3 separate regions of the Homo sapiens genome follow, and all the other regions are linked to region 3. The links are chromatin loops, found by intact Hi-C in ENCODE. Cell type or tissue: psoas muscle. All regions are shown on one strand.

Evidence for each region. Peaks named below come from ENCODE experiments on the same cell type or tissue, not always from the same donor. Only the 100,000 strongest peaks of a DNase experiment are listed, where the experiment ranks them.
Region 1: a loop joins it to region 3, with 2.3 times the contacts of the local background. A loop is called at or near these places in 5 of 110 quality-filtered maps.
Region 2: it touches region 3 in a loop (2.1-fold over the local background); 5 of 110 quality-filtered maps call a loop at or near these places.

What each region holds. Positions count from the first base shown.
Region 1 is chr7:38,003,665-38,006,164 of GRCh38, reverse strand. It overlaps a transcript of LOC105375236 not described here. Among named protein-coding and RNA genes, the nearest start is that of EPDR1, 84 kb to the right of the region's middle. In psoas muscle, no CTCF peak of the experiment used is centred here; no DNase peak of the experiment used is centred here.
Region 2 is chr7:38,053,467-38,055,966 of GRCh38, reverse strand. No RefSeq gene overlaps it. Among named protein-coding and RNA genes, the nearest start is that of STARD3NL, 120 kb to the left of the region's middle. In psoas muscle, no CTCF peak of the experiment used is centred here; no DNase peak of the experiment used is centred here.
Region 3 is chr7:37,915,720-37,918,219 of GRCh38, reverse strand. SFRP4 (secreted frizzled related protein 4) reads left to right here and starts at 1,403. Exons shown (of 6, transcript NM_003014.4): 1 at 1,403-2,127. The coding sequence starts at 1,683. In psoas muscle, a CTCF peak has its summit at 974 (motif pointing left); DNase peaks (open chromatin) are centred at 939, 1,279 and 1,909; H3K4me3 peaks cover 1,919 bases; H3K27ac peaks cover 408 bases; H3K27me3 peaks cover 484 bases.

The sequences.
Region 1 (2,500 bases), 88 kb before region 3:
ACCTGAGAAACTTTTTTATAGATCAGGTTTAGTTAGTACTGTCTTGGTTGATACATTGAATTTTTGAGGCTTTTTCTGCTTCAGTAACAATTTCTATGTAATCACCATTAGAATCTTTGATCAAAGTACAGTGCATTTAGTCTTTTAGTAATACAGAGCAGAAAATGATCATTCAACACTTAACTGTAGAGACTGGCTAGGGCAAACTGTATGAAATTACTCCAAGACATAAAGCAATTTAACTGTGAAGATCATGTCAGATAAGCAAACTGCCAACATCAGTTAAGTTGGAATGTAATAGATAATGTGGAACTTTGTGTAGTTTTGTTGGAATTATAAACTGGGAACATATTTGCACCAAATCTAAAATTTGTACACATATTGGCCATTACTTCATTTATTTTGTTCTATAGCTACATAAATCTTATTTCATCTTGCTTAAGTTTTAAAAAGCCAATAAATTTAGTAATATAGTCTTCACTGCTTGTAAATGTTATTTTCTACTGTTCTGATAAAGTAAGTGAAATCACTCTTTTATCTTCAGCATTAACCTTTCTCGAACAGATATTTTATTTTTACTTCAAAATGCATCCTCAGCATATGCTCTTTTTCTTTTTTCTTAACCTAGCTCTTTCACTCTATACTAAATGTTGCAATAACTCTCTCATATGATAAAAAATGAGGTACTCTTCTACTTTGGATGACTGAGAAAGTATTTAAAGATTTATTTTTAATTTAAAATAGCTTTAAAATGGGTAAATTCAAGTGTGAAATCAGTATTATTCAAAGCAAGACCATAACATTTGTGTGAAACTGTAGGAATAAAATTTTTATAAGTTAAAGTATTTTTTCATTTTTTGCTCAGATTTTTAAAACTCAAAAAATATACTTTGTTTATTCATACAAAAACCCGTGCATTGTGCTTTTCTTTTTTTTTTTTTTTTTCCTTTTTTAGATGGAATCTTGCTCATTTGCCAGGCTGGAGTGCAGTGGTGCAATCTTGGCTCACTGCAACCTCTGCCTCCTGGGTTCAAGTGATTCTCGTGCCACAGCCTCCCAAGTAGCTGGGATTACAGGCACGCACCACCACACCTAGCTGATTTTTGTATTTTTAGTAGAGATAGGGTTTCACCATGTTGGCCAGGATGGTCTCGATTTCCTGACTTCATGATCCGCCCACCTCAGCCTCCCAAAGTGCTGAGATTACAGGCGTGAGCCACCATGCCTGGTGCATCGTGCTCTCCTTATGGTAATTCTATGATAAGCATATTTCACTATGATTTCTGGGTATATTCTATTTTTTAATCTCTTTTAAATAAGCATATTTATTACAAATATCCACATTAGCTCAATTTATCGTGAGTTCAGATGTGTCCCAATGTTTTCCAGAAACTTTATTCCAACTATAGAGTCTCTGAGCTTTAATGATTTTCTGCACCAGAACTTGTGGCAGACAGGTCATTTAACACCAACGGAATGCCACATCTCCTTCTGGTAATCAAAAATATCCTAGCATATGTGATTATTAAATTTTTTACAGTGAACATTAATTTTGATTTAGCTAGTTATTGTTTGTTTTTACTAACCTCAGACCTTGTGTAAAATCAGAACTTAAAACTGCATCTATATGATTATCATATGTGTTATGACTAATGAAATTCACAAGGATGAACACCAACTTAGCCTTGACTTGCCAGATGAAAAACATGTTTTCCAACAGAACTAAACATTATTACTTTGCTAAATACTAACTGCAGACACTCAGTATTCTTCATGCCCCCTTCAGTTCTCTTGTATTTCTGGGACTAGAAGCCTGGGAGCTACACTCCCTAGACTCCCTTGCCAGTAGGGTTTTGAATTTATGTGGGGTTCCACCAAGGAGACACCCTGCCACAAGATTTAGAAGGCAGACAAAGCAGAAGCCATCTCTATGACAGTGGGTGTAAGTGTGGGTCTCCCAGGCATGAATGTTTGCAGTAGTTTCTGCATTCTCCTGCCATTCACCTTTCTGGATGATGGAGTTATAGAATCTGCAGCAGATTTCTGCAGGTCACTGACTCTGGATGGCAGTACCTCTGTCTCTGTAGCACGAAACCTACAACTAATATATTTTGCCAGTTCAGGCTCTTAATGGTTTTGCAAGCACCTAATTCTAACCTAGCTAATAAATAATAAATTCTGGCTTTTATTGGGAATTCTACTGCCATATGGAGCTAGGGAATCAAGATCTGGCTCTTGACACTTCTTACCATATAGAAGGCAAGATATTAGAATAGTTTTTAGCACTTAAAATGAATATGTCAAATGTTTACTTGCAACTAAACCTGATATGCAACCTTGTTAACTTCATTGTTTTTCTGCTGTGTAATGTGATATTTTAAAAATATTGGATTAAACAGTTTAAGTACATCCTATTTCTCTAACCGAATGCACCCATAAAACCCATAAAGAATGCCTGGAGCAGCTATATGAAAATTCTGAAAGTAAGTAAGAGCAGGTA
Region 2 (2,500 bases), 140 kb before region 3:
TCTCCTTATTTTTCATCACTCTTGCTAGCAGTTTATTGATTTTATTTATCTTTTCTCAGAACCAACTTTTGGCTTTATCTTCTCTACTATATTTTTTTAATTTAATTAATTTTAATTCCTAATTACTCAGATACAACTGTGCCATAAGACATAATTAAGCATCCAGATGTTTGCAGTTACATGTAGAGTCATTATGAATGTGATAGTACAAATTCTGCCAACACAGGCATGTTGTGTAGGTAGCCCAAATATCCTGAGCAGCATTGCTATCAGTAACATAATTTTCTGTTATGGTGAACAGCTTGAGAAAGTTGTCAGAGTAAAAATGAAGTCACTAATACTAAGAAAACCCAACTGGGCATGATGGCTCATGCCTGTAATCCAGCACTTTGGGAGGCTGAAGCAGGTGGGTCACCTAAGGTCAGGAGTTCGAGACCATCCTGGCCAACATGGAAAAACCCTGTCTCTACTAAAAATACAAAAATTAGTCAGGCATGGTGGCACGCGCCTATAGTCCCAGCTACTGGGGAGGCTGAGGCAGGAGAGTCACTTGAACCCAGGAGGCAGAGGTTGCAGTGGGCGGAGGTTGCAGTGAGTGGAGATCGTGCCACTGCACTTCAGCCTGGGTGACAGAGTGAGACTCTGTCTCAAAAAAAAAAGAAAACCCTGACAAATAGAGCCAGGGAAAGGCATGAACAGAGGCTTCTCACACTTGTGTGCCTGATAACAAAAAAGACGCTAGAAAAACCACAAAATTGAACAAAGGCCATTTGCAATCTTATACAAAAAAATACTTATGCAAGTACATCCGCACAGCAACTGCCTGTCCAAACTTGGCCTGGCATCACCCTCCTTATTGCTCTTTCTAGGCAATTAAAATAATTACTTTAAAACAATTAGGTAATCCTCCTCATTTTTTCCTTTAAAAACCTTTGTCTTTCTTTACCTCCCTGAATACGCACATAGTTTGCATATTCCTATTGCAATGTCCTATTCCCAAATAAACATCTTTTCTTTTAGAAACTTCTCTTTGTTATTTAGGCTGTCAAGTTTATGGAATCATTCCAATCAATCCAAACACAATCTTCTCTCAATTTACAGTTATTGTTGGAAGACTCAATGTATGCTCAAACTATACAACAATATTTTGTGTTTATTTATAAAAGAAGTTGGGCTCTAGGCTCAGAAAATATAGGTAGAATTTACTAATCTAGGTAAACATCTAGTGAGATAACTTGGAAGTTGTGCAGTCTGTAGCATAATTATTTGATTGCAAGATGCATTATATCCCTGACTTTTCTCACTGAATCTCAGCATTTCTGAGTCATTGTGACCAAAGGAAAAAAGCTTCCTAAAATTTTGAAATGTCCCTGGCTGGCTCTACCATCTCCATTGAGGTATAACATCTGTGATAAGGAGAATTTATGTGGCAGATTACCCTCATTTTTTCATTGTCAAAAGCTGCTCTTCCTTTAACTCCTCTATATCCACTATCCTTTGGCATCCACTACTTGGCTCCACTTTGGCTTTTGTGCTAGAACATGCTGTGATTTCCCAAGGACTGCCATAGCAGCAGCTTCCTCTAGGATATATTCCATCCTAACTAGGTAACAGGGCTTGCTCGCTGCTGCTGCAGGGAAGCTAGTATAGTCTCTTCCCAACCTGCATTTCGGTCCCTCAAGGACCTTCAGTGTATGCTTCCACTACACTTCTTTTTGGGCCTTCCTAGATTGACTTCCAGTATACCTCGGGCCCTTTCATTGCAGCAGATGGTCCCCTCCCTAGAGACCCTGGGTGATTTACAGATCCAATATTTGCATCAGGGCTGAGTGGAGAATCAACAGGGTCCTGACTGGGTTTCATGCTTAATTTGGTACTCATATTTTAAGTACTCATATTTTAAGAACATTACCATGGACTGTCTGTCAATTTCAACTTCCTTCACCCATGCTTTAACCTGGTTACTACTTGTGCCTCTTTTGGCCCTTAACTACCTCCTTTCTCAGGCCAATGTGGTACTGTGTACCAATTACAAAGCTGGCATTCTCTAGGCTAGTAGCAAATTCTAGGATGATGATAACCCACCAAATTACAGGGACTACAGTTTCCAGTACCATAGCTAGCTGGGATTTCCCCCACTGTGGGTCCCTGCCACTAATGAATTCAACATGTGCTTGATACTAGTTGATTCCCTGACACCCTCAGCTCAAGGACTTGTGGCACCACTTGTATTGGGACAGGTTCCCTCTTGCATGACGACCTACCCAGATCATACACCAACTCTCTTCCGACCTTTTCCTTGACATGAGTTGCTGCTTTTCTACCAAGCTAAACACGAGGCCATCATTATTAGCAATTTGACCAGTGGCTTTCTGCTGCATGGGCTATCCAGGTACTCACCTGACCTCATGAAATTCTTCCCTGGGGGAATAAACAGCTATTCCCCATTGACCCAGAGATTCTTATAGCCAAGCAAACCATGTCACCAGTTGCTCACCAA
Region 3 (2,500 bases):
ACCAGACTCTTTGGATGAATCCTGAAATGTATTTGTCTCATTTATCCTTTTCACTTACTATGTTTAATTCATGTTCCCTAAAAAATAAGATAATGCATTTAAAGTTCTTAGCTTCATACCTTGACCATTGTAAATTCCCAATAGATGTCACTTGTGCTTGTTGTTTCCTCAGCTGTTTTAATCCTTAGTCTTTAGTTTTAATCCTCAGTCAAAACTAAACTAATTGTGTAGGTTTAAGCTTTGGAGAGAAAAACCATGTGCCTTAAATTCAAGTTAAACTATGTTTTTAAAGATTAACATTCAGAGAACATGTTTCCATATTGCTGATGCCCTAATAAATAGCATATACCAGAAGTCTTACCACCTGAAGATTGATATACATCAATCTCATATAAATAAATCCTCCCTTTTCTGTAGATAGCTGAGCCAGCAATTGGACTACCTTTTCCTAATGCAAGTAAGATAAAAGAGAAAGCAAAACATACATACTTGCATCCCATAGTACACAGCTTCTTACTCAACTCAAGCAACAGTCTCTGAGCACATCAAAAATCAAGATTTTAGGCTGCTGAGGTGGAAATCCTTTGGCATGAAGGATCAGAGCAGGGGAGACCTTTCAGATTGTGGTGCCCAATGTTTTCTCCTGGGTTCCACTAATGCTGCAGAGGGGAACAGGGAGTTAGAAGGAAGAGGAAATGTTAGAAGACATTTCTGAAGCTGGAAGATGCTAGCACACCTTCCCCCAGTTCTGTTAACTTCCTGGAGCAGAAACAAACCAAGTGTTATACTGGAAAAATTTCGGCCCAAACTGTCTACTAGCAACAACAACAACAAACCACACTCCACACAACTAAGGGCGGAGTGGGAGTGATTTATACAACGTGACCCTCCTGTTCTGACATTCACTGCACTCTCGCCTGCCTTGCAGGACATTGTCCCAACTGTCCTCAGCGCTCCTCATGCCCCCTACCGGAGAAAGCAAATATATTTCAGAATTAGAGGGCAGCAGAAGCTCCTATTTTCCCCCAACTCTATACTTGGAAAAACTCTAAGGCAGAGGGAGCAAAGTTCAGTTTTCAGCCAAAGAGTGTCTTTCTCTCTCTTGAAATTCTCTCCCGCACCCTCTTGTATCCGGTGTCGAAAACAACTGCCAGAGGTTCTTTTTCTTGGTCCGAAGAAAAAAGACTGGCCAGACTAAAAAGGAGGGACTTTAGGGGGAAAGCAGGCTTCCAGCCCTGGGCTGCGGCCCAGAGGGGGTGATGTCACCGCTTCTGCACCGACGGGCCTGGGGGTGGGGCGGCCGAGGGGGAGCCCGCGCCGCGGCTGCAGCTGCCAAGGGAGCGTTCCGAGCCCACGTCAGGGGAGGTGTCGGGATAAATAGGGTCCCGCAATGGCCGTGGCTGGCTGCGCTCCGAGCTGCGGAGTCCGGGACTGGAGCTGCCCGGGCGGGTTCGCGCCCCGAAGGCTGAGAGCTGGCGCTGCTCGTGCCCTGTGTGCCAGACGGCGGAGCTCCGCGGCCGGACCCCGCGGCCCCGCTTTGCTGCCGACTGGAGTTTGGGGGAAGAAACTCTCCTGCGCCCCAGAGGATTTCTTCCTCGGCGAAGGGACAGCGAAAGATGAGGGTGGCAGGAAGAGAAGGGCGCTTTCTGTCTGCCGGGGTCGCAGCGCGAGAGGGCAGTGCCATGTTCCTCTCCATCCTAGTGGCGCTGTGCCTGTGGCTGCACCTGGCGCTGGGCGTGCGCGGCGCGCCCTGCGAGGCGGTGCGCATCCCTATGTGCCGGCACATGCCCTGGAACATCACGCGGATGCCCAACCACCTGCACCACAGCACGCAGGAGAACGCCATCCTGGCCATCGAGCAGTACGAGGAGCTGGTGGACGTGAACTGCAGCGCCGTGCTGCGCTTCTTCCTCTGTGCCATGTACGCGCCCATTTGCACCCTGGAGTTCCTGCACGACCCTATCAAGCCGTGCAAGTCGGTGTGCCAACGCGCGCGCGACGACTGCGAGCCCCTCATGAAGATGTACAACCACAGCTGGCCCGAAAGCCTGGCCTGCGACGAGCTGCCTGTCTATGACCGTGGCGTGTGCATCTCGCCTGAAGCCATCGTCACGGACCTCCCGGAGGGTGAGGCCGTAGGAAGGATGGAGGGAGGCGAGGAGGCGCCCGGGGCTGTGGCTGCCAATCGAGAACTGGGCGGCCACACCTAAGGCTGCCAGGGGCGTCTGAGGCTTGTAGGAGGTGGGAAAGAATGGGGGAAACATTTTCTTCAGAAAAAGTCTGGTTTCTCCCATAGGAATTTTAGGAGCTAGCGGAGAGCACTGCACCCCATAAAGAAAAAAAAAAAGATTTTGCTTACAAAGGGAGCCTTCGATGATGTTTGCATTTATAGTAATAACAGAAATGATAATAGCAGTAAACAGGTGTTGCTAGGTGTCTGAGCAAGTGTTAAACACATTACACGTTATTGACTCATTTAATGCCCAAAATAATCTCACCA